6 separate regions of the Homo sapiens genome follow, and regions 1, 2, 3, 4 and 5 are each linked to region 6. A link is a contact called in ENCODE Hi-C or POLR2A ChIA-PET data. All regions are on one chromosome and are shown on one strand. Each heading gives the region's core, a stretch centred on a gene start or an enhancer-like site at or near the end of the contact. The rest is flanking DNA. Distances are from core to core; before and after follow the strand shown.

What was found. Hi-C counts contacts between places; a loop is a spot of excess contacts on that map. ChIA-PET counts read pairs that join two places held with the same protein, here RNA polymerase II (POLR2A). Pooled maps may share reads with other maps.
Region 1: a loop to region 6 is called in a map of MCF 10A, with 6 times the contacts of the local background. The contact joins the promoter of STUM here to the promoter of CDC42BPA in region 6. A Hi-C loop is called at or near these places in 2 of 168 maps with a recorded cell type or tissue (MCF 10A and chondrocyte) and 5 of 50 pooled maps.
Region 2: a map with no recorded cell type shows a loop between it and region 6 (3-fold over the local background). The contact joins the promoter of ITPKB-IT1 here to the promoter of CDC42BPA in region 6. A Hi-C loop is called at or near these places in 1 of 37 single-sample maps with no recorded cell type and 3 of 50 pooled maps. POLR2A ChIA-PET finds 5 or more read pairs at or near these places in 1 of 52 experiments (PC-9).
Region 3: a map of MCF 10A shows a loop between it and region 6 (4-fold over the local background). The contact joins the promoter of ITPKB here to the promoter of CDC42BPA in region 6. A Hi-C loop is called at or near these places in 1 of 168 maps with a recorded cell type or tissue (MCF 10A), 3 of 37 single-sample maps with no recorded cell type and 13 of 50 pooled maps. POLR2A ChIA-PET finds 5 or more read pairs at or near these places in 1 of 52 experiments (HEK293).
Region 4: a pooled map shows a loop between it and region 6 (4-fold over the local background). The contact joins the enhancer-like site here to the promoter of CDC42BPA in region 6. A Hi-C loop is called at or near these places in 3 of 50 pooled maps. POLR2A ChIA-PET finds 5 or more read pairs at or near these places in 3 of 52 experiments (H1, HEK293T and WTC11).
Region 5: a loop to region 6 is called in a map of gastrocnemius medialis, with 19 times the contacts of the local background. The contact joins the promoter of WNT9A here to the promoter of CDC42BPA in region 6. A Hi-C loop is called at or near these places in 2 of 168 maps with a recorded cell type or tissue (gastrocnemius medialis and sigmoid colon) and 10 of 50 pooled maps. POLR2A ChIA-PET finds 5 or more read pairs at or near these places in 1 of 52 experiments (A673).

The regions. Positions count from the first base shown.
Region 1 is chr1:226,546,255-226,551,259 of GRCh38, forward strand. STUM (stum, mechanosensory transduction mediator homolog) reads left to right here and starts at 2,510. Exons shown (of 4, transcript NM_001003665.4): 1 at 2,510-2,852. The coding sequence starts at 2,651. RefSeq lists a silencer at 1,494-1,788.
Region 2 is chr1:226,673,503-226,678,302 of GRCh38, forward strand. It overlaps ITPKB-IT1 (ITPKB intronic transcript 1), which reads right to left and starts at 1,566. Exons shown (of 2, transcript NR_103784.1): 1 at 1,415-1,566. All of the region lies in intron 2 of ITPKB (inositol-trisphosphate 3-kinase B), which reads right to left. RefSeq lists a silencer at 2,548-2,697.
Region 3 is chr1:226,737,494-226,742,350 of GRCh38, forward strand. It overlaps ITPKB (inositol-trisphosphate 3-kinase B), which reads right to left and starts at 1,789. Exons shown (of 8, transcript NM_002221.4): 1 at 1,548-1,789; 2 at 1-170. RefSeq lists silencers at 1-115, 1,086-1,325 and enhancers at 423-922, 1,546-1,795.
Region 4 is chr1:226,700,360-226,705,492 of GRCh38, forward strand. The region is part of intron 2 of ITPKB (inositol-trisphosphate 3-kinase B); the gene reads right to left. Among named protein-coding and RNA genes, the nearest start is that of ITPKB-IT1, 28 kb to the left of the region's middle. RefSeq lists a silencer at 2,913-3,342. Within about 2 kb of position 3,097, at least 35 of the 41 ENCODE cell types and tissues checked have a DNase peak (open chromatin) inside an H3K27ac peak, as active enhancers do.
Region 5 is chr1:227,945,699-227,950,821 of GRCh38, forward strand. WNT9A (Wnt family member 9A) reads right to left here and starts at 2,234. Exons shown (of 4, transcript NM_003395.4): 1 at 2,095-2,234. The coding sequence starts at 2,189. LOC124904533 (a long non-coding RNA gene) reads left to right here and starts at 160. Exons shown (of 2, transcript XR_007066912.1): 1 at 160-729; 2 at 1,004-1,605. RefSeq lists silencers at 1,056-1,165, 2,269-2,348 and an enhancer at 2,139-2,188.
Region 6 is chr1:227,316,234-227,320,829 of GRCh38, forward strand. It overlaps CDC42BPA (CDC42 binding protein kinase alpha), which reads right to left and starts at 2,259. Exons shown (of 37, transcript NM_001394014.1): 1 at 772-2,259. The coding sequence starts at 949. It overlaps LOC124904531 (a long non-coding RNA gene), which reads left to right and starts at 2,359. Exons shown (of 2, transcript XR_007066911.1): 1 at 2,359-2,765; 2 at 2,881-3,828.

The sequences.
Region 1 (5,005 bases), core at 1,260-3,759, 770 kb before region 6:
CAGAATTTGTGATCAGAAAAAAATGGTTGTGTTAAGCTGCTAAATTTGGGGGTAATTTGTGACACAGTGATAGTAACTGGAACACTTATGCCACACCCCTGCTTAAAATGTTCCAGTGATTCTGCATCACCACCACCGAGATGAAGTCCAAATTCCTTTGCCATTCAGTACTAGATGCCTGTCCACCCCACCAGATCCATCTCCTGTCTCTGCCCACACAAGCCCTAGTGCCAGCCACACTGCAATTCCTGGAATCATCCCTACTTCCCTGGGCTCCCATGCCTTTGTATATTTTGTTGCTCTGCCTGGATGTCTTTCTGACATCCAAGATATTCAGCAAATCATCTGGAAAACTGGGGGATGCAAATCCACTGACGTCCCTGAAATCCTTTTTCTCCAGGAGGAATGATTGACTGGCCCTAAGACAGTTCAAGTGCTCTGCAAAAGAATATTCACAGAATGTGGGTTATTTTCTAGGTCTCTGAATAAAATACTGGTTATATAGAATTGATTCTGGAGCCAGATTGCCTGCATTCAGCTGCCAGCTCTACCACTGATTAGTGGGGGACTTTGTGCAGCCTGTTTAACTTCTCTGTGCTTCAATTGCCCCATCTGTAAAATGGGGTAATAAATAATCCTTACTTTGTAGAGTTATGGTAAGGATTAAAAGAGTTAAAATGTGTAAAGGGTTTTTAGAATGATGCCTGGCAGAGAGTGCTTGGGTAAATAAGTGTTTGTTGAAAATAAAACAAATCTGCAAATAGTTAACTGTAGTCATTGCTCAAGTCCCTTTGAGTATCGCCTTCTTTGGGACACCTCCCCGAGGCCTCCCCCACGCTAGCTGGCTTCACAGATAGGTCCATGTTGTCGCAGCACCTCCAGCACATCACAGCTGCAACATTCCTCACTGTTTCTGTAAGTCTATCTTTGTAGTTGTCAGTATCTCTCAGCTCATTTCTTAGATTCTTGAAGGCAGAGGCTGGATTTTACTCATTTCTCTCTCCCTGGAATCTAAGTCTTAGTAGGCCTTCAATAATTGTGTATTAAATGGAAGCTTGCTATGATTTTAACCAACACAGTAACTCCAGGCCAGAAAAGGCTAAGCGAGTTCTTCTAAGCCATACAGGTTTTAGTGGCTGAACAAAGACTAAAATTTTTAACCCTGTTCTTCTGACTGCCAAACCTAAGCTAATGACTCGTGTGTGTGTGTATCTGTGTATGTGTACACACGCATGTGTGTGTCCACCAGTATCATCACTAACCCCTGGCCATTTGCTTTTAAAATTATTTTATTCAGAGACTTATACAATAAGTATAAGTATACAATAACCCATGTTCTTTTAGCCTCTTCTGAGACCCTGGGTTGTTTATAATAATAATCACTATTATTCCTGAAGGGAGGCTATTGCACCCTTCCAATTATTCAGACGATTTGCTGACTGTCTGGATAATTCCGAAGCCTTTAACCCCTCCCTAACGTTAGAGGCGGTAACTTTCATCCGTTTACTTTTTCCAGGTGCGGAGGCGAAGCAGCCTTATTCAGAAAATCGAATTCAAACAGGACCTCAAGCTGCCGGCTGTTGCTTCTACCAACTGCCCCATTATTAACGCCAGACGGCGCTGTGTCCTCACTGGCTCTTTAACCACCACGTCGGGCTCACAGAAGGCTCAGGTTTCCTCCAGTATAGTTCAGGGGATGGTGAACGCTTCCCAACAAGCCTGCAACAGGCGCATTTCTTTCTGCTTTTGGTGCGTGTGTGTAGGGAAGTGTCCCATCTTTTAACTAGTCTTGCGGAGACCTGGCCTGGTGTTTGCAAATCTGTTTCCTCTATTATCGATCCGATCTCTGGATTGCTTTTTCTCTGACACTTGAAACAAATTCACTCCTATATATTTTTTAAGTGATTTTTTTTTTTTTTTTTTTTTTTTACAAAATAGAGCTGGGGCGGGGGGGGGGGGGTCTCGCTACGTTGCCCAGGCTGGTTTCGAACTCCTGGGCACAAGTAATTCTCCCACCTTGGCCTCCCAAAGTGGGGAATACAGACGGGAGCCACTGCGCTCGCCCCAAACAAAATCATTTAAATCACAATGCACTGAAGGCCGACTAGGTGTCAGGCGCCGCGCGGTCCGTCCCTTGTCCCCATGTCCCTGGCCAAAGGCTTGCTCTAGATCAGGGGACTCAGCCTCGAGGCTTTCCCGACGGTGTCAGCCAAGCACACACTCCCAGTTCGCAGGGCTTCGTGGTCAAGGTTCCTAGTTCACCTGTCTGGGAGGGCGAGGTGTGTCCACCCCTTCCAGCACCTGGGCAAACAGCTCCCTTTGCGGTCCTCTTCCACTGCTTTCCCTCCGCCCTGATTTTCCATTCCTTGTGAGCGGTGGTTTTGGTTGGGGGGAGGGGGCGGGGAAGGGGCCTGGCGAGGAGGGGCGTCAGAGCGCTGTCACCGGGTGTCGCGCCGCCCTCCCCGCCCCTCCGCCGGGCGTGTGGGGACGCCGGAGGGCGGGAGTCTCCGCGAGCCGCGCGGCGCACGGAGCACGGCGGCCGCCTGAGCTCGGCGCGGAGCCCGGAGCCCGCAGCCGACAGTCTCCTGCTCCCGTACGCTGGGCGCCAGCTCCGGCCGTGCTGCCCGGCTGCCTGAGAGCGCGCCCGGCCATGGAGCCCTCGCACAAAGACGCCGAGACGGCGGCGGCGGCGGCGGCGGTGGCGGCGGCGGACCCCCGGGGGGCGTCCTCGTCCAGCGGGGTGGTGGTGCAGGTCCGCGAGAAGAAGGGCCCCCTGCGCGCCGCCATCCCCTACATGCCCTTCCCCGTGGCCGTCATCTGCCTCTTCCTCAACACTTTCGTGCCGGGACTGGGTAAGACACGGCTGCCGCGACCCTTGCGACCCCCACCCCGCCGCGGGAGGGCGTGGGGGGAGAGAAGGGCGCGGCCGGAGACCTCCTGGCGGGGCCGCGCGCTCCAAGTGCTGCGACCACGCGCCACCGCCCGCTCCTGGCGTCCCCGGGCAGGTGGCAGAAGCGCGTGGAGTGTGCACCCCAGAGGGGAGAGGCTGCGCTGGGGTCTCCGACCCGCAGGCGGGGCCCCAAAGAGCCGGAAACTTTGCGGCCAATGTTGGAGCCCGCAGCGGCGGCCGGAATGGCTCTGCCGGCTTCGGAGTAGGGCTCCCGTCCCGGCGCCCCGATTTCTGCTCCTTCTCTCCGTCGTGTGCATCCGTCCGCGAGCCCACTTCCCCGAGAGGAATGGGGTCGGATCAGAATGAGCTCTAGGGCCTCGGCGGCGAGGATCAAACTCCCGGGCGTCGAAGTCAGCTGAGCCGGGGAAAGAGGACGAGCCGGGCTAGATATACCTGCAGCCCCCTTTGGTTCGCGGAGTGCGGACCGCGTGGGGACGAGAACTCTAGCCAGAGTCTCCTCCGCCTCATTCAGGGGTACCTGCACTTCCGCCAGCACCCCGCAGGGCGCCAGGGGGATGGGGGATGATTTTATTAGTTTGGATGCATGTGGCCAGAGATGAACCCATAGCTCCCTCGGATCCCTTCTGTTCCTGAGAAGTAGAGAGTGCGCCGATGTAATTCTGTGCAGGACTCCGGCAGCCGGCAGGGGTTCTGGTGGCATCTATGTCCCACGTTTTAAAGCAGAGGCCCCTTACAGAGATGGTGCAGGAGGGTGAATGGAGGCAGGGAATGAGAAGTTTTCCTGACCCTCCCTCCCTTAACTCCACCCCCAGGTCTCTGCCTGCACGCCCCTCCCCTCCTCCAGCTTGGCACTGGCTGCTCCTGCGTGCTGGGAGGTGCCCCCCTCTCCCGTGCCCGCCCGAAGAACCAGGCGCCCCAGTGCCCTCTCCGGGAGAAAGCGTGCCCCTGTCGGCGAGCCTGTTGCCAACGTATGGTTCCAAGTTCCCAAGAGCAGAGGCCAGCTGGAAGGGGTTTTCAGTTTGACTTTGGCCTTTCTCACGGTCTCCTCGCTCTTCGCCTGCTTAGCAGGGGCCTCTGCTGCGGTGACAGCCAAGGCCACAGCCACCCACGCAGGACCCGTTCACTTTCCCCTCCGAGCTTACTTGTCTTTCTACCCTAAGGGGCTGCTGCGGCCAGAGCAGCCTATCTGAGCAGTAAGTTAGGTGGCCTTTAGTTGGGCTTCTCTCTTCTGGGGTGCCTCCAGCAGCCTGTCCCCCTGGCTGGTGTCATCAGATCAGCTCTCTTTGCACATTTAGACACTGCAAGGAGGCCAGCTGGTGTTAATCTAGTTTTATCAGAAATTCTCACCTGCTGGAGTAAAAAGAGACTGCCTGCCCCTCCCTCTGGCGGATATGAAGATCCTCCTGAGCCAGCATGCATCTTGATCCACCTTTTTTTTTTTTTTTAAGTGGTGAGGTAAACGCCACCCTATGGTCTTTTGAGGAAACAAATGCATTGGTGCCAGGTGAGAGGGGCTGCACCAAGTCACTGCTGCACGAGGAAACCACCTTGTGGGAGACCAGCCCCAGGAGACAGCAGCTGCCCACGCATGTACCTGTGTGTACCCTCCCTGGTCTCCCTTCACTAGGTGCCTTTCCCAGCCTTAGCCCTGCTGCATTGACAGCATCGGCTGCAGGGCACCGTCCATTCCGCTGACCCCTGGCTCCTTGCCCTGGGGATCCAGCTTTTCCCTTTGTGAGATCAGAATCCTATGGGATTTTTGTGAAACAAACAAATAAACAAACAAACAAAACAAACCATTATAAGAAACCAGGAGAAAATAAAGGGAAGATATGCAAACCACAAAAGTAATAAAACAGGTGAGCTGTAGGTGCACAGATTTCTGAATTTTCAGTGACATAATCCTGGCTTTTTTTTTTTTAATTTTGCTTTGGTTGCTATTGTACAGTTTACTGGGTGCACAGGCTCCTGCTCCTCTCCACACGGAATGAGGGATTCCTGATCCTTGGTGGTGGTTCTCATCTGTAAGTCAGGCACACCTGTCTCTTGGCGTTGCTGAGAGGATGAAACGTGATTACATAAAGCCCAGCGTCT
Region 2 (4,800 bases), core at 316-2,815, 640 kb before region 6:
CTAGGTGGTGGTACCAGGAACTAGTCCACCAAATCCCAACCTGCAGCCAAAAAGTCTCAACTCTCACCTATAAAGGGATCCTTCTAAATTCTCTAGATGTATGGAAATCTTTGACAGGTCTTCTGAAGCCTAGAGTCATCGTATAAACATAGATAAATAGTGTAGATATTGCATAGCTATAGATTGATATGTACATATACCATATACATTAGATATATGCTATATATTTACACTTCTTGGCCTTTCGGCTTTATTATCTATCTCCACAAAGTAGGACAAGACAAGCTTGTTTCCCATTTAAGTTTTTCTATCTGTACTGTTTTGCAAATCCACCAGAGAGTTGCAGGACACTCCTGCTACAGAAAGATTTCTGCCAGGCAGGCTCAGAGACCTGCTCTGTTACTGTTCTATTTAATAACACAAACACACAAATGGGGGCCTTTCTTCCCCATGACTTTCATGGCATGGCTGGGGGCAGAGCTGGGAGGTTTTCACGGCCCATATATCCTCAAACTGCTCCATTTCCCCCCGATCTCAGTTGCCACCCCACTAACTCCGGGGTGATCAGCTCCATACCACAATCATCTCCTGGTGATAGAGTTCCATGGATTTTAAAAGCTGTAAGAAAAACTGAGACAGATTCAGAAGAGATTCTAGTAACCCCAAACCAGCAATTACAAATATTTTTTAAGTATTTATATATACACATTTTTTTTTGAGACAGAGTCTCACTGTTGCCCAGGCTGGAGGGCAGTGGCACCATCTCGGCTCACTGCAACCTCCAACTCCCAGGTTCAAACCAATCTCCTGCCTCAGCCTCCGAGTAGCTGGGATTACAGGCACCTGCCACCACACTTGGCTGATTTTTGTAGTTTTAGTAGAGATGGGGTTTCACCATCTTGGCCAGGCTAGTTTTGAACTCCTGACCTCGTGATCCACCCACCTCAGCCTCCCATAGTGCTGGAATTACAGGCGTGAGCCACTGTGCCTGGCCTAATTTTTGTATTTTTAGTTAGAGACGGGGTTTCACTATGTTGGCCAGGCTGGTCTCGAACTTCTGACCTCAGGTGATCTGCCCGCCTTGGCCTCCCAAAGTGCTGGGATTAAAGGAGTGAGCCACCACACCCAGCCACAAGTTTTAGATACTTAAAATACTTTTAAGTATCTAAAATTAGCACCTCTCTTTAAACCTTTTACTCACCCTTTCCTGACCCTTTCCTTGTATCCCCCATTCCCTTTCGATTTCTTCACCATCCCTATTTGCCTCCTTTTCCTCACTATCTACCCACCAAGTCCTGCTCTGCTCCCATCCCACTTAAGATTTTCGTGTCTATTCTGTATCACCCTTAATGATCCACTGAGGCTGTGAGCTTCCTGTTTACCCACAAGCGTTCAGCGGATCCAGCCATCCTACCAAGGGTTAAAGATGCTGTAGTCCTACTGTGCTGCCTCCGACCCAGTTCCTTCCAAAACAAAGCAGGATGACAAGGTGACTCCACGAGAACTGCGTTTGACCTCTGTGTGGGTTTTCTGTTTCCAAGGCCACAGCAGGGTACTCTGAAAACTCTAAACCAGAAGGAAAGGAGACCTAGCCTTCAGAACTCTGTGTGTATGTGCTTACAGGCAAAAAAAAAAAAAAAAAAAAAAAAAGGAACCAATGAGGTTGTCAGAAGGGGATACTCTGCTGTAACTGGTGTTTACCACGACCCACCGGGTGCTGAGGAGGAAGTGGTTGCTATAACCCCAAGGGGGAAACGCTCGCTTGAAACAGGAAAATAGAACTCTTACAACTTTCCATTAGCAGCGTTCAAGAAGCCGGCCACACTGGGAAACACTTGCACAAGCACTCCCCAGAGTCCTGAGACGAGTGTCAAGACAGTCCAATCACGAAGCACAGATCAGGACACAGATACAGGTCCATGTTTTTTCCAGAACGTCTCAGCACTGGAAAAACTCTCATGATCACTTCCCTTACCTCCAGCAGGCTGAACTTGCAAGGAGCTGTGGGGAGGAGGAAGGAAGGGGAAAATGGCAGGATGACATATTGGAAAGAACGCTGGGCCCAGTGAGGGTCAGAAGACCTGGGCTTTAGTCCCAGTTCTGCGATTTACTAGTGGTGGAACTTTGGGCAAATTACCCAACCTTCCTGCTTCTCGATTTCTACTTCCTCTATAAAACAGGGATATTGTTTACTGCTCTGCTCACATCCTTGGGCTGCTGTGAGAATCCTATGGAATCCTTCATAGGATGAAACTCGTATGTGCTACGCAAATGCTTGTTATCAATGTAAGATTCGAGTCTGCATAAAGCCTTCTTGAGTCCCAGCCTCTTGCTCCTCAAACGCATCCTCTCGGCTACACTTCCACCTGTGCACTTCCTCAACCCACCTTACTTGTAATTCTGCCCACACTTCTGTAGAATTTCTGTAGAAGATCCCATAGTCTGGTCAGAGGAGTATAAGCAAGTCTAAATAACCAAAGTGGGGGGATCTCAACCAAATCATTTGACTCTGGGCTCTGTGCTCCCACATTCTCTCCTCTCCAGAGGTGAAGACTTCATCCTCAATGGCTAATTTGCCTGCTTGGAGGCTCAGATTGGCCCGTGTTCTGAGTCATATTTTCCATTTAGTAAAATGAACATCTGGCTGCTGTATGATGCCTTTTGTGTACCATCACCTAAGCCACAATTACCTGCAAGGTAATTCATACCACTACAGCACGGTGCAAAAACAGGGTTGGTTTGGGATGGTGAAAGTCAGCCATCTTAGTGTCAATCTTGCATGCAAATTCTAATGAAGAAAAGCCACTACCAGCAGGTCCACACACACTCACAAAGAACTCATAAATTATTTTAATCCAAGCGTTCAAAGGGATCCTGGGTCCCAGGAACCATCCTGCTGTTTCATCTCAGTGAGAGGCAAGATGGTTAAGGAAAAACAGCTCTAGTTTCCTCCATCCCCCCAATTCCCCTACCGGTGTGACCTTGACTAGGCCACCCAACCTTCTAAAAACCTTGGCTTCCTCATCTGCAAAATAGGGATAATAACAAGACATGCCCTTCCCGGCTCCCAGGGTTATTATGGCAACCAAGTGAGAAAACAGATGTGAAAGTGCTTTGCAAACCACAAAACACCGTCCAAGTGTGAGGTATTGTTATCTAGCAAAAGTGCCTTGAGAATAACACAGAAATCTGGAAGTATTTTAATTCGTTAATGGACTTATACCACACCTTGACTTAAAAAGGACGTAGGGTAACTGCCTGGAGGAATTCTGAAATAATTTCTAAATAAGTTTATCCAAGCAAGTTGCCAAAACAATCCACTGAATTGGGTAGTAGGCTTTTGGATAATAGGAAAACTGCAGATCGCTGTTCTTTATTCTTATTTCACCTTTTGAGCTCTAAAAAGAACTGGAAGGACCATATTGTGTTGTCTTTTACGCAAGAACTAAACAGTCTCTTTGTACCCTCCACACCCTCCCTATTCTCACTTCCATCCCCTGAGCACCTGGGAAGCAGCTCCTTCTCCAAACCTGCAAACCCTCCTCCCAGAGCCCAGGCTAGCTTGGAAGCCTGGAGCAATTTGAAACGCCGTCCTAAGATCTTGAGGCCAAAGGCATCCCCATCATCCTTCCAAGAGGGTGTTACCCCCAGGGACAGCAGGAGTTTCCAGAACACACAAAGACTTATTCTGCTCACAAGGATATTTACCGAATCAGCCCACAAGAATTTGCCAGGATCAGGGCAGAAGAACAGAGCTGGGACAGCCTTCTGATTCACTGCCTGGCAGATTCACCCTTCTCTATTATTAGCAACCCAGGCACGATGCCACCAGGGCTGGGGAGAGACCTTGGTGTCAGGGTAGAGAAGGCAGGAAGAGGTGTGTGTGCAGAGGGGGAAGTACACAGAGCTGCCTGAGGTTTCCTCCAGAGAGAGACAGCAGAGGGGTGGGTTAAAGCCTTCTCCCCTTCCTCCTTAGTTCTCTAACCTCCTGTGAATCTCAGACAAGCCCAGCCCCAGGATCAGAAGCCCTGGAACCCACATCCACCCTGAATATTGCTGGAGGTACTCCCTCTTCCCCTTAAGGGCCCAGCTCAGAGCTGCACAGCACTGCTTCTGCCGGATACCACTGGACTCTGGGCTGTGCCAGAGGCTGCAAGATGGAGAAGCAAAGAGAAACTGACGGGAAAGGTGGAGAATTTCTCTTCCCATGGCAAAAATGCAACTTACTGCAGCCCTAATGCACATGTGTTCCCTCCTCATAACAATGACTACCACTGAAAGAGCACCCATTACATACATCACAGGGCGTTCGCCTCCTGTTATAGGCAGGAAAACAACCATGTGGAGGCTCAGCAGGCTGCCCTGGAGAACGTGGCTAATGCTGATTGAGAGGGACAGGACTGAAGGAGGAGACGAGGAGCTTCACCTTCATGCATCTTGTATTATTTCACTTGTACAGGTATTTCGCGTGCATTATTTAACGTGCTATATCAAGCTTGTACAGGCATTACTTGAATACATTGAAAACCATGAAACGAAGGAATTAAAAAAAAGAAAGACATGTTGCCAGTCAATAGTAGAGTCTAGATTTGGATAGATTTGTCCAACTCCAGAATATACTCTCTGGCCACACCTCCACAATTTGTCCAAATACCAAACCAGGACATGGACGCTAACAAAGACTATTTTTCTAATGTTATTCATGTGAAGAATTTTACAAAATAACCAATAACCAAATAACATTTGGTTATTAAATATGATAAATGTGGCCTATGGAAAATAAAACGACACAAAATGAAA
Region 3 (4,857 bases), core at 539-3,038, 580 kb before region 6:
CCGCTCCTGCTCCGCCGCCGGCGCCTCCTCCTCCCGGCGCTCCCGGCTCAGCCCCGGAGGCCCGGCAGCCGCGGCTCCGCGCGCAGATGGGGCGGCATGGCCTGGGCAGCGGGCTGGGGGCACGACCGCGGGCTCAGCCCCCGCCCAAAGCTCCATAAACAACCGTGCGGCTGTGGAGATACAAGGAGAAAAGTCAGGACCCTGGAGGGCGCGCGGGGGGAGTTGGGGGTCGCCTGCAGAACCCAGAGAGAGCCCCGGGAACACAATCTATCCGGGACCCAGCGCCACCGGACATCTCACCTATGGGGACGGCGAGGCTCGGCGAGGGCATGCCCCGGCTGCCTCGGTCGCCAGCGCGGTTTCGGGTGTGCTTCCCCGCCCCCCACCTCGCCCCAGGCTGCGATGCGCTTTATGAGGTCCCTTCAAATCCCAATCCTAATACTCGTCTCGCGGACCGGCGAGAAGCGAGGTCCAAGTCCTTGGCTCCTAAGTATGCTGTGTGCGGGGCGCGGCTGACTCAGCTCTCCCGGGCTGAGGACACCCCAGCCACCGTCTCCGGGTCTCCCCAGCCTGAGCAAACATTGGCTATCCAGGGCAACCCGGCAGCCCTCGCCCTGGGCTTCAGGGTCTCCCTGCTCCACCCTCTCGGGGCATCAGAGACCGACCGGCTCGGAGGGAACCTAAGCGGGACCTGCCTTGCCCGAGCCGCTGCCAGCGCCCGGATCTGGGAGGGCGCCCGCGTGCCCGCCGTTTACCTTCCTGACCCTAGCCTTGGGGCTGTGTCTCTCGGCCTACGAAGGCCTGGGCGGGCAGCGGGGCCGCAGCCGAAGCATTTTTCAGGGCTAGCCTTGTCGCCTATCCCTAGACAAGTGTTTTGTGAGTGTGGGCGCACCGAGGTTCTACACGTTCTCTTTACCGGAACCAGTACTTGCTGCCCCCCTGCCGTCGTCCCCTATGGGGGGGTGTCTGTGAGTGTGTGTGTATACACGCGTGTGTGTATACGCCGCACGCGCGCGGAGCGAGTCCGCTCTCAGCGCGCCCTGTTGCCGAGGACGCGACTGCCCCTGCGGGCTCCCGGACCCGCGCCCACTCGGAGGAACTTAGGGGCGTGCATGGCTGCAGCCGGGCAGCAGCCCTAGGTGCACAGAGCCTCTAGCTCTGCAAACCTCCCAGGAGCCGGCGCTCTAACACCCCAGGGCAGCGCCGCGGAGCGCAGGGCTTCTCCGCATCCCGGGCAGCCTCGCCCGGCGCCAGCAGAGCCGCCCCGAGACCCCAGCCTGGGGACTCCTGGAGCGCGCTGAGGGAGGCGGCGCGGAGTGAGCGGCCCGGAAGGCGGGTAGGAGAAATGCGGAGACCTCGTCTCTCCCTATTTTCTCCCCACCGCCACTCCATGTCACCCTCCAAAATCAAACCCCCTTCCCTGCCTCCCCAGCCCACCCCTTTGCCCTGTTTCGGAACCAGGAACGCCGAGATTCGCTCCAGAGCAGAAAGTGAGGGAAAAGAGGGTTGTTCAGAGGCGAGAGCCATTAAAAGGCCGCCAAACTTACCTGCAGTTTCTCAGATTCTCAGGTCCTGTGTAGACTACATGCCCAGAGGCGCAAACCTCGTAGGGACGAGATGGCTTTAAAAGTAAAAATGCTCAGAAATTATTTTCTCACAAGCTATGGAAGACAAAAAAGAGGAGTGCGAAAGAGGGGGGAAAGCTCTTCGGTTCAGGGGCCCGGCGATCCCGGCAGTGGCGACGCCAAGCCGGCCCTGCACGCCCTTTTCGACCGTGGAGATACTGCCCCTGTCAGTGTCTGCTCCGGGCTACTTCAGTGTTTGTTCAATGCACGATTAAAAAAAAAAAAAAGAAAGAAAGAAAAGTTGTTGGGGGGGGGGGTAGTGGAGGAGGGAGGAGGGAGAAAGGCGGAGGCTTGGGGGAGGAAAGCAGGAAGGAAGTTGTGAGCCTGTCTGGGGTTGAACTCAGCGGAACAAGTTTTTCTTTTCTTCTTTTTTTTTTTTTTCTATTGCTTGGCAAGACGAGGGAGGGAAACACTTAAAAAAAAGTTTCCATTGTTAGCTAACAACAACAAAAAAGGCTTTTAACTTCTGCGGTTTAAAGATATACAATTCATTTTCCACCCCTCAATCGAGGCTTGCTGATGTGTCTAGCTTTATGAAACTATTTTTGAAAAATGTTTTTAATAAAGTTTTGAGTGTATGTCTTAAACAAAGCAAATCATGGGGACCTTTTTAGCATTTAAAAAAGGCTACAATCCTGTATAAACAGTTTGTGTTCTTGTACACAGTTCTGCAAATTCAAAGAAGGTACATTGAGGTCACCTTCCTGCAGAGTTGCAGGTTTTAAGTGCATCACAGTAGTATTTTGGAAGACTGGTTGGTCTATGAGCTGGGGATGGTTTTGCAGTGCAATTGGTAGATATATAAATACACCTTTACATGTCACATTTATTTATAAATGCACACGGCACATGTGACATTCGCATATTTTTGCACTTAATTCTCAGAATTATTTTAAGAAAAAGCATAGTCCTGAAACTAAGAAGGCTTGGGTAACGTCTGAAACCCCTCTTGCTCCTGTAGACCCTTGTAGACTGTCTCCTGTAGACTGGATCATTTTCAAGAAACTTTCTCCCCTACTATCAGCAAAAAAGGGAGAAAGAACATCAGCCAACATTACTGGGCAGGGGATCCTACCCCTTCTAAGCCCTGGCACTGCCAGTGTGTTTTACATAATTCTCTAAATCTTAAACTACAGCATTTAGTGAAAGGAGGGAAAACACAGCTGCACGGCTCAGGAGACTGAAACATCCAAAGCCTGAATTGGTCCTTATATCATGATTAGCTGAAATTCAGATGGAAATTTTGACTTTACTTGTAGCACACAGATCTCTTGCTTGTTTATGTAACAATACTGTTAAGTGAGCAAAGCAACCTGCTGCTCCATCAGGAAGAGGCTCATGCTAAATCTGAAATCAAGAGATCTTCTAGCCAAGAATACCTGAGAATCACACACTGTTGAAAACTTTATAATTTTTAAAAATTAGAAATGGAAGAATTGAACCTAATTACCCTCCTACCCTCAATGGGGCTTTTTTAAAAAAAAGCCCAATCCCAGAACTTTGGGAGGCCAAGGCAGGCAGATCACAAGGTCAGGAGTTCGAGACCAGCCTAACCAACATGGTGAAACCCTGTCTTTACTAAAAATACAAAAATTAGTAGGTCGTGGTGGTGCGCTCCTGTAATCCCAGCTACTTGGGTGGCTGCTGAGGCAGGAGAATCGCTTGAACCCAGGAGGTGGAGGTTGCAATGAGCCAAGATCTCACCACTGCACTCCAGCCTGAGCGACAGAGTGAGACTCCATCTAAAAAAAAAAAAAAAAAAAAAAAAAAAGAGCCCAGAGTTATTCAGGTCTCTGAGCAGTTATTCAGGATCTGAGCAGTTCCTAAGAAAGAGAAGCCAGCCCTCTCCTTGACCCTAATTTGGTTCCCTAGGGGCAAAAAAGAGGAGTTGCCAGTTTTCAGGAGACCCAGTCATTGGAGTTCATGTCTGAGGGGCCTTTGTTCTAGTAGAGGCCAATACCCATGTCAGGTGTCATGGTGGAAGAAACTGAAGGACCTAGCAATGCATACATTAAGCACAGACACTTAGCTTCCCAATCCCTGGGAAACCTCACTGCCACCTCACAGCCTGACATCATCAGGCTTCCGTAGCTGAGAAACTTAGACTTCTTGAATGTGCAGTCAACCTGAAGAATTATTGGTCAGAACGCAGCCAGCAGCTGTCAGGTGTGACATGCAGAAGGGGTTTCTGCCTTGGGCTCGAGGTGGGGCTAGCTGATGATTCTACCAGTCTAAAATTCTAACTGTGCCACCAAGAGCAACAGGGGTTGGGGAAAAGATGGAATAAAACCCATGTCTGGAAGCTAGCATAGTGAGCTTGCATCCTGAGAGAGAATCTAGTTGTCTTCCATGATTGTAAATGAACATGAGAAGAATATTTTACATAGTACTTATTTGCGAGACACTGTTCTAGACACATTATAAATATTTATACATTTTTATCCTCATTAAAAACCCTACGAGGCAGGCATCATTATTATCCTTATTCTACAGATGAGAAAATGAAAGCGCAAATGGGTGAGTAGTTTGTCCCCAAATTCCATTGCTGGTAAGTGGCAAAACCAGGATTTGAACCTGTGTAATCTGGGTCTAGAATCCATGCTTGTCACTACTTCTGCATATTGTATAGTTATTATCTATAACCATAGGGAAGGTGTGCCTAACTTTTCAGTTTTCTCTATAACTGTAGGGAAGATTTGCCTAACTATTCAGAGTACCCATTTGTCTGCTTTTGAAATTGAAGTTAAAAAATCAAAGCTATGAAACTAAGAATAAAAGGAAACTTCCTCAACTTGATAAACAGCATCTGCGAAAAACCTAAAGTTAATATCATACTTAATGATGAAGTACTAAACACTTACCACTAAAATTAGGAAAAATGGCCAGGCGCAGTGGCTCATGCTTGTAATCCTAGCACTTTGGGAGGCTGAGGCGGGTGGATCACTTGAGGTCAGGAGTTCAGGACCAGCCTGGCCAACATGGTGAAACCCTGTCTCTACTGAAAATACAACAATTAGCCAGGCGTGGTGGCACGCACCTGTAGTCCCAGCTACTCAGGAGGCTGAGGCAGGAGAATCACTTGAACCCGGGAGGCAGAGGTTGCAGTGAGCCAAGATAGCACCACTGCACTCCAGCCTGGGCAACAGAGTGAGACTTCATCTCAAAAAATAATAATAAAATGAAACAAAATTAGGAATAAGGTTAGCATGCCTGCTCTCACCATTTTTATTTA
Region 4 (5,133 bases), core at 1,847-4,346, 620 kb before region 6:
TCGGGAGGCTGAGACAGGGGAATCACTTGAATCCGGGAGGCGGAGATTGCAGTGAGCCCAGATCACGCCACGGCACTCCAGCCTGGCAACGGAGCAAGACTCCGTCAAAAAAAAAAAAAAAAAAAAAAAAAAAAAAACCCAGAACTTTGCAACCTTAAATCCAATCAAGTTGACACTCAGTATTAACCATCATCACAGCTATTAATACGATTTAATATATATGTGAGGCGCTTTACACACATTGCTGAGTTCCCACATAAACCCAATGCCAAAAGTGTTTTCACAGAAAATAGCTTGCCTAGAATGATATTAGTGATTGGCCAGGCTAGGATTGAAACTCAGGCTCTGACTCCAGAGCCTGCTTCTTCTTCCCAAAGGTTACACTGCCTGCAGAACACCACCTTCTGAGCCCCTCTACCTTTATCAGAATGAGAAGGGAGTGGGGGCCCAAACAAAATTCAAGCAAGAGAGGAAGAGAACACAAAAAGAGATGCTGGGAAGCTCAGAAGAAATTCACCACCTTGTCAAGGCCTGTGTCTTTTTCTGGATCTGGGTTTGTCATCATTTGCAGCTTTTGCTTTGACTCTGGATGTTAGATTACGTAGAGCACTACATGGAGCACACGGTGCCTTCAATGAGAAACCAGCAAGCAGTCAGTCTGAAACTGTTTCTATAGACGTGGACAAGACTTCTCACAATGTCCCAGCTACCCAATGACACTGATTCTAATGCTAACACACCTCCAGGCACTTCAAATGCTTTTGGCACTCTGACCAGAAGCTAGCCACGCAGGGTCTGTGTGAGCCGCAGCAAGGCTGTCTGCTATATAAGCTCAGAACTCCTGCTTTTGGAAGAAGTATCATTTCAACAGAACAGAAAGTGACACCCCAACAGTAGAATTCCTACAAATTCTAACTGTGCTAACATCTTCCTAACAACAGTCCTACTTAAAAACTTCACTTTGGCCGGGCGCGGTGGCTCACGCCTGTAATCCCAGCACTTTGGGAGGCCGAGGCAGGCGGATCACGAGGTCAGGAGATCGAGACCATCCTGGCTAACACGGTGAAACCCCGTCTCTACTAAAAATACAAAAAATTAGCCGGGCGTGGTGGTGGGCGCCTGTAATCCCAGCTACTCGGGAGGCTGAGGCAGGAGAATGGCATGAACCCAAGAGGCGGAGCTTGCAGTGAGCCGGGATAGCGCCACTGCAGTCCAGCTTGGGCGAAAGAGTGAGACTCCGTCTCAAAAAAAAAAAAAAAAAAAAAAAAAAAACTTCACTTTACCCATTTTCTCCAAGGACTTAATCTCTTAAGCTCCACAGAGCCATGGAGACGCACACAGCAAACTGTCAGCACACAGGGAGTAGGAGGGGTGGGACAGTCTTCCCAAATTCTGCTGCTGGCTGCGCCTGAAATGAGTACACACACTTCAGGGGCGCTCACTAACCCACCCAGTTGTGACTGCAGATGTCATGATGACTGAATCCTTCTGACTCCTTGTCAGCATCAGCACTCCCTAATTCTGCAGAATAACTGGTACCAAATAGCCATTTCCTGCTCATTCACGGCTCCCTTAACAGAAAACTCCCTCCTCCTTCCTCCCCTAAGTCCCATGCACACACAGAGAGGGAATCAGAAAAGGCAGGAAATGCTTGCCTAAGACCAGAGAAAATGCCAGGGAAGAGAGAGACAAGAAAATTCCACCAGGTCTATGTTGAGCAGGGAAATTATTCCCCCAAGAGAAAAGTTCAACTTGGCCCGGCACGGTGGTTCATGCCTGGAATCCCAGCACTTTGGGAGGCCGAGGTGGGTGGATCACTTGAGGTCTAGAGTTCAAGACCAGCCTGGCCAACATGGCAAAACCCCGTCTCTACTAAAAAATACAAAAATTAGCCGGGTGTGGTGGTGGGCGCCTATAATCCCAGCTACTCGGGAGACTGAGGCAGGGAGAATTGCTTTAACCAGGGGGGCGGAAGTTGCAGTGAGCGGACATCACGCCACTACACTCCAGCCTGGGCGACACAGTGAGACTCCCTCTCGGAAAAAAAAAAAAAAAGGGAAAGTTCAACTTGACGGCTACCCCTATTTCATCATGGTGAGGTACAGAAAAAGGATTCCCTTCTGCAGCGCTGCCTATCCTCTTCTGATGACCTCACTGTGGCTATCTGGTTACAAAGGCAGGCAACAACTGGCACTAGGCCTAGAGAGAGATGACCAAAATTGACTACGCTTGCACAGTAAGGGACTAGATTTAATCCAATCATTTGGCTCCAAGAAATGCACGAAATACAACTACTGGTATTCTCTTTATTCGGCAGATGGTAATGAAGACCCATTGGGAGGGTGCCTTCCCATTTTGTCAGTCTAGGACCTGAGTGGAGTCCCAACCGGGAAGCCTGGGGCAGTGTGCTAAACCAGCAGCCAACAGATACTGCATTCCAATAGTGGCTTCTTGGTCCCCTGGCATTTTTTGTGCTTACCTTTAACTAACTGTTCCTTGCCTAAGCTCCTTCCAACCTCAAGGAACTAAGAGAATTTCATTCCTTTCTAATTAAATATTTTTCCTCCAATAGATAATCCACACTGACCCTATCGAGGGAAAATCTGAGCTGGTGTAACTGCAGGAGGTGGTTTATTTTCATAACAGTAAAACATCTAAACCAAATATGCCCTGTGTTTCAGCAGCTTAAACATTGAGGTCTGACAAGAACCCGAGATTCCACTTTGCCTGCCAAGGGCTAAGTGTGTATGCTGAAGCGAAAGAAAGTGATTATGAGGAAAAATGGGGAATGTCTGAGTGGGTGAAGGAAAAAAAAAGTGCAAGATATTACTAGAAAAACCTGACTGCACACACAATCCTATCCCCTACGCAGGAGAAAGACCGAGTGCTAGCACCCGGGGTGTGAAAGCCTGCACCAAGGGACCCAGGAACCAGGCGTGCCTCCATTTCTCACTCGATTTGTTTACAATGAACGGACGGCGCCGGAGTCCCTCCGCCCTCAGCTCAGGCCCGGTTCCCACCGCCCGACGCTGGCTGGCCGAGGCAGGGGCGCGGCGGGGGATTTCGGGCAGGGCGGTGAAGCAGGGCCTGCTCTACAGGGGGCTTTTCTTCGCCGCGGTTTCTTCCCCTGTCGCTGCCCGGCCCCCACCTCCTCTCTCCTCCCGCGCGCGCTCTGCCCGCCGCCCACGCGCGGAAGCCCGCGGCCGGGGAGGGGGCGCCGTCTCCCGGCATGCTCGGCGGCGGTGCCGGTCACGTGACGGGAAGGCGGCCGCCCCTGTCGCCTTCGCCAGCGCTAGCGGGCCCGCAGCAGAGGCAGTAGCGGGGCTTGAAATGCTGACCTGCACCCCTGGCTTGCGCTCCCCCAGGCGGGAAAGACAAGGGGGCTGCTGTTGCTGCTTACGAAAAGAATCTCAGCGCTGCTGGCCGCCAGCTTCCGGCTTGGGAGAAAGGATGTGTTTCAGTCTGGGTTTCCTCATTTGCAAAATGGGTATACTTTTTGTAGGGTTGAACTGTAGGTCAGCAGGCTCCCAAATCCTGTCTTTCCTTGTCCCCCTCACCCCCAAGAGTAACAACTTTTAATTAATTTTGTTCAAGAGCTAATAAAAAAAAAATCTTCATTTCTTTGGATGACACTGTGCCCAACTCCACGGTCAGCTTGCAGAGCGTAGCGGTTCTGCCCGAAACCCATCCGCCCAAGGCTTTTATTTTCCTAGATCTCAAACAGTGGGAGGGTCGGACTCTAAATACTATTTGTTTAGACCCCTGAAAATTTTTGATAATTCAATCTTAAGCCGAATTCCGTTTACCTTTACAGTATGAAAAAAGAGTGACTACGAAATAAAGAATATAAACATTAATAGTACAAGCACTTCAGAAAAATGTTTAGCATGCCGTAAAATACCAATTACAAAGCATTGTTAACTCTCAATAATTAGATCTCCGATGTAATTATACATGACCAATAAAGTAATAACACTACTTATCTTTAAAAACATTAATATAACCAAGACTACCCACATTGCAACAGGTTATCATACCTGGTCAACACGAGAATTCCCTGTAAAAAAGCTTCTCGTGTGTGCTAATGAAGATGTGTGAGAATGGAGAATAACTCAGCTAGTTTATTTCCTGGGCATTTATGAAAAACTGAATTGAGCGGGCAGCAATGAAAATTGTCATTCTGGGGAATGCAATATTTTTCCGCTTTGGGGAAATGAGCAAAAACATGTGACAAAAGCACTGGAGATAAAAGTGACACTGGGAAAGACAGTTTACAGTGGCTTGAAACAAAGCAGTGCATCATTCTGCCAACTTTACAGCCAAGCTTTTTTCAGAGATCATTGGCTACTTAAACAGTAAGTAATGGACGTTCAACAATGCTGTGCCCAGTCTAAAACTAAGAGGCTTTTATCTCTACCGATGACATGAGAAAACCTGTGACTACACACAGCCTCGACTTCATTTGAAATCTTGAGCTGGAATGACTTTTCTTAAAGTCAGAGGCTCCTTTGCACAGTGGAACAAACTCCTCATAAAATTTACAACTTGAAAGAAGTACTGGCAAAAGCTTGTACTTTTTAAAAGAATCACAGCATTGCTCTTGCTTGGCCAAATGTATTAAATGTTCAGAGATGAATTCCAGAATAGATAGGAGATAAGAACAGCATCAGTAACTGGGATAAAACCAGAAGGGCCTAAGAAAAGTTATAGGTCAGTTACTCAAAGGCTCCCCACATTCAGGCCACTCTCCCACAGAGCAAAATTATCCTAACATTATGTAAAACATTTAGGTGCTAATTCCTTTATCCCTCATCTCACATTTTTGATGTGAGAACATTCTGATGGCCAGAGGAAGAGAGGAGAGTCCAGAAACATACAACTTGATGTCGGTCAGGCACAGTGGCTCACACCTGTAATCCCAGCACTTTGGGAGGCCAAGGCGGGCAGGTCACCTGAGGTCGGGAGTTCGAGACCAGCCTGACCAACATGGAGAAACCTCATCTCTGCTAAAAATACAAAATGAGCCGGGCGTGGTGACGCGTGCCTGTAAACCCAGCTACTCGGGAGGCTGAAGCAGGAGAATCACTTGAACCTGGGAGGCAGAGGTTGCGGTGAGCCAAGATCGCACCATTG
Region 5 (5,123 bases), core at 984-3,483, 630 kb after region 6:
AGCCCCGCCTGGCCTTTAATGCCCTGGGCCACCCCCTGCCTTTGCTGGGCCAGGAGCCACAGCAGGAGAGGCCTCCGCACAACCCAGCCTGGAGCCCTTTGTGCCCTGCTTCCCCTCCCCAGCCCAACCTTGGGAACTGACTTACAGGGGGCCCAAGGCCTCCAGCAGCCCAGATGGAACCTGGCCTGCCCTGACCCAGGATGCCCCCCCAGCCCCTGGTTCAGGAAGGTGCTCATTCTCCATCAGTCAAACAGAGTCCTAGCTGCCCTCTGCAATGCCAGCTGTCCCCAAAGGCAGCACACTTGCCCTCTGGACTTCCCACAGGGCAGCTACATGGAGAGCTGCCCTCAGACAGGACTCAGGAATTCTCCCTTGATGGGTCCTTTGGAGCCAAGAAGCAGGGCCAAGGGGGCCTGGCCAGAGAAGCCACAACAGCACTTAAGTCCTTGCTATGCGCCTGGCACCAGCCTGGACTTACTGTCTGCAAGAGAGCTGAAACACACGCACACAAAGCAGCAGAGCCCCTTGACCTTCTCTAGGGCACAAAGCCCAGAGATAGGTCAGAGAAGGAGAGGCCAAGACCCAGCGCCACCCCGTCTCCAGGAATCGGATCACAGCAGGGACAAAGCCGCTGCAGCCTGGACAAGCCCAGGGTGTGTCCCCAGCCCAAGAAGCAGAGCCTCCGCTGGGCCGGAGAGCAGGGAAGCACAGCTGGCTGACAAGGCCACGGTGAGTCACCGCGGACCTGTGGCCCTCCCTCCTGCCCTCCCGGGTGAGGCTACGGGTTGCACAGATGGCGTGCAGTGGCGTGCCAGCCCAGGCCCAGGGCCGTACCCACAGTTGGAGCCAGGAGAGGGCTGCGGGTGGGGGCCCCAGGGAACTGAGACACCGGGCTGACCCTGGAAGACGACCCAGAAGAAAGGAACAGAGAGAAGAAAGGGAGAGAAAGAAAAACACAAAGGGAAAGTTTCCCATGAAAATATTTTATTTTCTTTGAGAACAGGATACACCTGCAGGGCTCCTCGGCCCAGGCGGCCTCTCCCTGCCCGGGCGGGTGCCAGATTCCTGGACCAACGGGGCCCTCTGCCGGCCAGCCCGCCGCGCGCTGGCGCTCAGGCCAGAGGGCCGGGAACAGGTGACCGGCGGAGGGCGGCGGCCCGGCTGAGGGAGCGGCCCAGGGCGTCCAGGTCGGGGGCTGGGATCCGAAGGCCAGCCAGGGCTCCCAGCGGCGGCGCTCGGGGTAGGAGGCTGGAGGGTGGCGGGGAGGCCCGGGGCGCTGCCTCGCACGGCGCCACCCTGCACCTCAGCGCGCCCAAAGCGCAGCGAGGGTCCCTGTAAAGGTCGCAGGACTGGGCATCCCAGACCTCAGAGAGGGGGAGGGAAGAAGGAAGGGAAAGAAAGGAAGAGAGAGACGCGCCGACAGCCCGGCAAAGCGCTGCTGCAGAGACACGTGAGCACGGGCAATGACACCGCGGGACGCCCCGGCCGGGCCCTGCGCTCCCGGCCAGGTTCCATGGACGCGCTCCCGCGGGCCGGGGCCCGGGCCACAGAGTCAGAAGCAAAGCGCAAGAAAAATAAATTCCTCCAGCTTGGAGGATTTCTCTCTTTCTCTCTCTCTCTCCGTTTGGGGCTCAGCGCGAGGAACATCTGGATTTTGTACGTATTTTTGTTATTGTTAAATTAACTTCTCGAGAAGAGAAAGGGGGGGAAGCTGCTAGGTGGGCGATGGCCAGGGGCTGAGGACTCAGGCTCCAGCCTTTTGGCAAGGACACGGCGGCCCAAGGAAGTCGGGACCTGATCCCAGTCCCTAAGCGCGAGGCAGTCCTGCTCACGGCGGCGACTACGACGACGACGACTCTGCGGTCACGGAGGACCGCGGCCCGGCGCAAGCCGGACGGGTCCACCCGCCTCTCTAGCCGTGCCGCGCAGCGGACGGAGCGACGCGCGCGCCGCAAACAAACAGCGCCAGGCAACCCGGCGGCCCCGCCGCGCCCCGGCCCCAGCCACCCCGGGTGCCTCGGGGACTCCGGACGACCCCGCCCCGGCCCCGCCGCCCCCGCCCACCAGTGCGCGCCGGCCGCCGAAGGCACCTACCCGAAGTAGGCGGCCGAAGGGCGCAGCGCGGCGAGCAGCAGCGTCAGCCCGAAGGCCGCGGCCAGCCAGCGCGCCAGCGGGGACCCATCCAGCATCTTGCCGCGCCTCGGCGGCCGACCATCGCGCTCCCAGCTCCGCGCAGGGCGCGCCGCGGCCGCCGCCCTCTTATAGCGCCCGGAGCGCGGCCAGCTGGGCCCGGCCCCGCCCCGCGCCCGGGAGGGGATCACGCCGGCGCCGGGGGCGGGCCGAAACCCGAGCCGCGCGCGCCAGCCCGCCAGCCCCTCCCGGCCACTCGGGGCCCCGGCCGCCGCTCCCGGCGCGGGTCTCGGGCGCGCCCTGCCCGGCGGGGATGGAGGAAGGGGAGGCGGAGAGCGGTGGGAACCGAGGGCGGGGCGTGCGAGAACCCGGGGCGACCACGGCGGGACGGCATTGGGGGGCCGGAGGCGGGCATCGGGAAGCGGGTAGAGCGTTGGGGGCGCTGCAGTGGGAGCTTGGGGCGGCCCCCGGGGCGGGATTGAGGGGGAGGGGAGGGGAGGCGTTGGCCGCCGGGCTAGCCGCCGGCGGGGCTCCAGGCCGGGACGGTCGGGGATGGTTCCACAGAGGACCCAGCCGTCTGCCCCGAGCTGGGCGCTGCGCGGCTGCTCCGGGGGAAGCTTGGTGAGGAGGAGTCGGGCCAGCCGGTGATGCCTGCGCCTCTTGCGCATGCTGACCCCCTCAAGGAGCGGGGCCAGAGAATCGCTCCTTTCTGGCAGGGACTGTGGCCGCTTTCGGCCTGGGAATGAAGCGACGTAGCCTGCTGGGGCTGTGAGGTGAGTAGCTCTACCTTTTGGGGTCCTGATGGTCTCCCCATTCTTAAATTGTGGGAGTGGAGCTAGCGGCTAAGTCAATGAAACACCAGCCATCGGGCAACGCCCTTCTCAGAGCCTGTGTCCTGGCCGGGACGGGGAGAAAGAGGACTCCTGGGATGGAAGGTGCACACCCAGGCAGCTGGAAGCGCTCAGTCACAGCCCGGGGACTCGTCCCCTCTGCGATACGGATTCGGAGCTGCTTCTGAAGCAGAATGGTGTCAGAGGACCCAGAGCTGGCATTAGGATACAGGTGCACACATTCCAGACAGACCTGGGGGTGGCATCCAGGAGAAGGCTTATAAGTTCCCTGGATGGGGCCTCTGTGCCATGCAACAAGGGACACAAGAACAGGGCTTGGGGTCCAGGCTGGCGGTGGCATGCCTGCCACCTGCAGACCCTGGTCAGTGCAGGATGGTGCCTCCAACACGGGCTAGGCTGCCAAGGCTGAGGACACAGGGCCAGCGAGCCTGCCCAGCCACGTGCTGCAGGGGCCTCAGAGACCTGGGCTGCGGTGCCAGGTCTCTAGGCAGTGCCCTCTGTGCCTGCAGGGACTGATTCTGGCACAGTGACCGCAGAACCTGGGGGGCGGAGCACATGCCCCCGGAAGGCTGTGAAATCCCGCCAGTGGCAGTGACAGAGGCGAATATGAGGGTCCTCAGAGGAAAAACAAAGAAGATAGGAGCAGCAGAAAATGGCCCCCACGAGGATCTGAGCCAACCTCGCCACCCCTAGGGCTCCCGGCCCTGCTTCCCTGGGAAAGCCTGGCCATGTGGGTCACCCCTGTGAGCATACCCTTTCTGAGTGTCTGATGGCCAGTTTGCCAGGTGAGCTTCAGGTGCATGTGGGGCAAAGCAAGGGTGGGGAAGGGAGGAGACCGGGCCTGAGCAGTCACTCCCTCTCGGGGCCTCGGTTTCCCCATCTGAGACCCATCCAACTCCAGCGAGTGGTGGCTTTTCTCCAAGGCATGATGTCCTGTGTGGGAGCCCTGGCCCCTGGTTCTGCTTTTCCACTAGGTGTGACTGGTCTCACATCCTTCCCCATCCATAGGACCCCCCTCCTGTGGGGAGAGGGCACTTGTTTGTCCTCTTTTGCTCAGGGGGCTGGGCCACCTCCCTTGAAATGGGGCTGACTCAGCAGAGGGAGTGCAGACGGCAGCCCAGCCCACCCAGGCTGCAGCGACCCCAGTGGGAGGCCCACCCGCCCCACGGCCATGGGCTCCAGTGAGCCCCCAAAGTCTGGCTCCAGCACCAGGAAGTGAGAGGCAGCAGAGGGAAGCAGACAGGACGGGAGACCCTCCCCACCCCCCACACACCCCCCTGCAATGATGGCATGCTTAAAGGCATGGAGGCTGCCTCCAAGAAGACGTGTGAGATTGTAAATGTGCATCACAAGCGCCTCCGGCATCACAGAGCTCCCTTCCACTGGGGGTGAAGCACTCTCCCAGCAGCAGCTTAGTGGTCCCCAAGGAAGGAGGCAGCTGCCTGGCCGGCTGAGGGGCAGGGGGCTCTAGTCCCAGTCCTGGACTCTCAGGACCACATTTGGTGCAAGAGGGTGCTGAGAAGGATGATCCGACATCCATGAACTCGGGAAGGACCCTGCTGTTTCGCCAGAGAAGGGAGGCCATCAGCTCATGGCAGCTTTTGGTGGTGGTGGGAGTGGCAGGCCAGCCCTGAGTGGCCCCACCAGACCCCCACTTGAAGCCCTGGCCCAGCTCCAGCCAGGAGCCTATCAGAATGCCCAGGAGCCCAGGGCATGTGGTTGGTAGGACCCAGTGCCCCAGGCAGGGTAATATCAGAGATACACCTGAGGTCTGGCAGGGCTGGCCCAGCTCTTACCTCCCTGCACCTAGGATGATGGCGGCAGATAGAGGCAGTCCCCTCAGCCTACCTGGACCCAGGGAGAATCACACCCCCTCCCACGAATGTCCCAGGCTCTAACTCCCTTTCACGTCTGGCTGCCCTCGCCCACCGTGGCCTACCTGCTGCCTCAGCCACAGCCGCTAGTGTCCCTTCCCAGAGGGCAGCATTCACCTGCCCCCACCTCCTGCTTCTCTCAAGCCATATCCAGACAACCTTGGGCACAGTGTGAGGTGGAGACGTTTCCCAGGAAGTGTGGGCTTTTTTATTCTCATCTGCCATAATGCAGTCTGGCCCCTATGTTTCTGTTGGAGAAGCTGGGGCT
Region 6 (4,596 bases), core at 1,009-3,508:
TGAGCCAAGCCTTCAAGCTTGAAGGTCATGGAGCGTTTGCTCACATCATTGATCTATTCCACTACAGTAGGTCTTCTAAATCACATCTATATTTAGAAGAATGAAGCCAAAAACCTAACCAGTTTAGATTTAAATTAACTTTCGAGTAAAATCTAACTCTCAAGTGGAAGCTGCCCCCAAACATTCTCTAACTACTATCACAAGATTTTTAAACTATGTCATTTAATCTTACAAACATAATTTTTGGAAAGTCCATGTTTAGCAGTTTCCTTTCCTTGTACTATGTAGAGATGAAATAAAACCCACTGATCACCACCTTCAGCTTTCTGTTGACCTAAGGCAAACACAGATATTTTAATATCTCCTCCTATTTTGAGAATAATTTCCATAGTCTGAATGTTTCCACCAATAAATACCTTTCAAATGAAGGACTATTATAGTGCCATGTATTAGGCAACTGTAACCAATAATCCACTTTTGCCCATCACAGAATTGATTTAAAATCTCTTACTGTTGACCTAAAAACATAAGTTCTTCATAGCCAAGTTCCACATTAGCTAGGCCTTAAATCAAGGCAACAATTGAGCAGCACAATTCTACTCCTGGGAAAATATTTACCAAAAACTAGCGGAAAATCTTGAATAACTAGTGTCTGTTTTTTTATTGTATTTTTTCTTTGAACGGAGTAGAGTTTACTCATAACTCTCTATACCAATTAAATCATAATGACCAGCTAAAGATTAACAGTTTCTTTAAAAATTACAAACTTACCCCATTCTAGGTATTCGAGAATGTTCTTCTCTCTTCTCAATGGAGAATTATTGCATTCATCATAAAGGCAGATGAGTATATCCAGTAATGTCTCCACACTGAAGCACTGCCCATTGGTCTGAGCGGGCCCGTCCAAAATAAACTGCTCCAACTGCCTCAAACGCACTTCTCCAGACATGTTTGCTTCGATTTCTGCTGGTTTTCCTTTAAATTATTATGATGACTTTTACTATTATCTGAACCTAAATTTTAAAAGGTATGGTTTTAAAAATAAACCACTTGTTATTCAAACAACTGTCATGCAATGCTGGTGCTGAATTAAACATCCAACACACCAGTAACCTCACTTAACTGAAGCGTCTTCAATTTCACCCATATACATATATTTTGAGGGTAAATTACCATAAAATATATACTTAATGCATTTTTAAAAGAATACAATTAAGTCGTATATTTAAATAAAATAATAATTAAAAGTACAACGAACTAGAGAGTCAACACTTCTTTAAAAAAAAAAAAAAAAACTCTTCTCCTTCATTCAAAATTCAACTCGTGCAACGTAATCCTGAAACGAATCCGGTTGCATCATTAATGAATAAAGTCCGATTTGCATCAGCAATTCACTTCCCGGGAAGAAGAAAAACAGAAAAGGGAGGAAAAAAACAGAATGCATAGAAGGGGGAGGGAAAACCAAAAATGTTGCTGCAAATCCTCCCAACCACCACTTGGATAATGCATCAGCGGCAATTTCTCCAGCGGGAAAGGGAGGGGGCGAGGTCCCTGAAGCAGCCCCTCGGCTCGGAGCACGCCAAGTCTTGCCCGGAGGCGGCTTTTCGTTTCTCCTCCCGAGGTCCTTCTTTCTTTAAGGCTTTGCAGTCAGTCCTATTTTCAACGGATTCCGGTGAAAACTCTTCATTTTCCTCCCGGCTTCACCCTAGGGCCTGACCGGCGGCGCGGCCGGGGGTGGAAGGCGGGCTGCGGGCGGCACTGGCACCGGGCTCCGGAGAAGCGGCTACTTGGCCGCCCGAGCCCACTCCATGTCGGTGGTCGCTCGTGGGCCGAGCCGCGCCGCGCCGCGCCGGGCAGAGAGCCCGGTCTCCCCGACACCCGCACCGGGCCGCCGCGCCGGAGGCTCCCGACGCCCCAGGCGGGGGGGTGCTTCTCTGAATTCAAAGGACACAAGCAGCAGCAGCTGCGGCGGCGGCGCGGGCGGCTCTGGCAGCTACTTCTCCCCCTTCTTCACACCCCTGGGCTAAGGGCATCTTTCCACAGCGAGGAGGGAGGCGGCCCGGCGCAGGAGGAGGGGTCGCTTCCGCGGCTGAGGAGACTAGAGGCTGCGGCAGCCCGGCTCCCAACCACTCCCTTCCTCTCCCTTCCAGCCCTCCCCCGCCTTCCCTCTCCTCTCGCGCTCGCGCCCTGGGCTCAGCGAGGCTCCTCCAGTCCCGCCGCACAGAGGCGGAGGCTTGCGGACGAGTCTGGATCCAATATGGCGGCCTGGCCCCCCGGCCCCGGCACACGCGCGCGCACACGCCCTCCACTCCCCGCCCCCGCCCTGCCCGAGCCTCAGCCCCAGCCGGCGGCCAAGCCGGGCGGGGTCCGGCCGGCGCGCCCAGCGGAGGCCCCCAAGGGGGCGCGGGCTCGGGGCCCGAGTGGCTGCGCCAGCCCGAGGGGAGGGGTGTGGACTGCCTAGGCGGCGAGGCTGCGGCTGCCGCAGCGTGGAATGCGGAGCTGCGGGAGGGCTGAGGGAGGCCCGGGCGGCGGTGGCGGAGCATATGGAGGCGGGATGACCGGGCCGCGCCGGGAGCTGCGGCGGGACTGGGCGCAGGCTGGGAACTGCGCCACCGCCGCGCCGTGGCCCCGGCTCCCCGAGGCTTCTGGTGCAGATCGCGAAGGGGGGCTCCTGCTCGTCCTCGGAGACATCACCTGTCTGGCGCGTTTGTTAAGGGCGCCCAGAAGCAGAGGGCTTTAGGCTTCCGACAGAGCTGGAGGAGACGGTGCCTTTCAGCCCCTTACCTGCTCCCCACCGGCCCCCCAGATTCGGTTCGCGCACACTCCAGAGTAATCGTTTCTTAGGTGTCTAATTACAGCACTTCGTGTGTCATTTCCCAGGACAAAAACAATGACAGACTTGTCCGAGCTACCATCGAAGTCTTGGGTCTGCACGCAAAGGATGGAATCCCCCATCTCCATTCCCAAAAGTTTCCCTACGGGAGCCTGGTGTTGTCTCCTCCGGAACTGTCCTCGCGGCTGCCTGTTTTTCCCTAGCCATGGTTACTGCCTGCGGGGGATTCAGCCTGTGAAGGCAGTCAAGGCAGTTCACCACTGTCATCAAACCTACACCCCTGTGTGCATGCGCACACACACTTGTAACCCAGTGGCACAATGCAGGAATTAGGGAAGCAAAGGCAAATCGCTGAATAGCTAGGGCACCTGATCCCTGTAGGGCCCTTCCAGGTTTTTGTGAATCTCGGTTTTAGGAGAGCTCCCTTTATAAAATTCTCATGGAAGATGCCACATTTAAATTAACACCACAAAACTAGGTCATTGCAGTTCTGTTACTTTCTCTCAAAATTGCCATCTCCTTTATGGTCGTTCTCTAAAATACAATTATTTTATATTCCTTCCCCACACCTGTGAGGCGGTTGTGTTTCTATGTTCATGTCCACAATTGCATCTTACATCTTGATAATATGGAAGCTGAGGAAGAATTAGAAATGAGGGCCTAGACGTAAAATGAAGGCTAACAGAAGTCGATTCAAGTTGTGATTCATGAAATAGTGTGAATCTTTTATGAAATCTACAACGTCTACACTTGCCTGGCTTAAGAACAGCATTATTTTCAATGCGGTCTTGACATGAATGATACTTAGATTCAAACAAAAGGTCAGTCATTTCCAGCCATGACATCTTTATATGGGTGTGTGTTGTCTAATTCTAAAAGTAGTAGAAAAGTTTAATCCTAACACAGATAATAAGCAATATTTTGGTGTTTATTATTCAAGTCTTTTTCCTATGCACTTTAACAAAAATGATACATAATAAAAGAGTTTTATAGCCTCTTGCTTGCAATTAGCAATATATTATGGACATTTTTTCAGTTCAACAAACATTCTTCAACAACATGGATTTTAATGGTGAAGCCAATTTTAACAGTTTCATTTGACCATAAGATGCGGTAGCAAAGAAGGAAGCAATTTCTTCTGCTTTTTCAAGTACGGTTAACTAAAGAAATGGCTCCAAGATACCTGCTTTTCCAACTTACAAATAACTAGAAAGAAGTTTAAAGGAGAACCTAAAACATGTTAGGTCTCACTAAATGCTAATTGACAATGGAAGTATATGAGATGTAGATACTTTTTTTTTTTTTAACAAAAGAGTCAAGCTGTCAGTTCTTTACCTATTCTATTAGCGCTTGGGTACCACCCACAGTCCAGGGTATTGATGGTTGCTAAATAACCCTTTCCACATTATTTAGAAAGTAGAGAGCAGAATTTATTTTTATTTTAAAAAACACACACACAAAGAGAAGGAAGGAGCTTGAACCCAATCAATTTTGCTTGAATAATTCAAGCTCAGAGACTTAATAATTAACTAGACACTAAACACATTGTGCGGGTGTTATTTTAAATGTTCCGGTTGAAGTGTGAACATGCTTGTTAATGAAACCGGTCTTAAGCCAAAGAAAGGCACAGCCCAGCAGCTGTACAGTGCTTGAAGTGTTCCTGCAAAACAAGAGTGCCACAGGCTGCCTCGCAGGGTATTCTTTGGGGAAAAATAGTCTGGAGGAGGTCTTCTTTGTGAAATTCTGCTTGGGGGCCTGGAGAT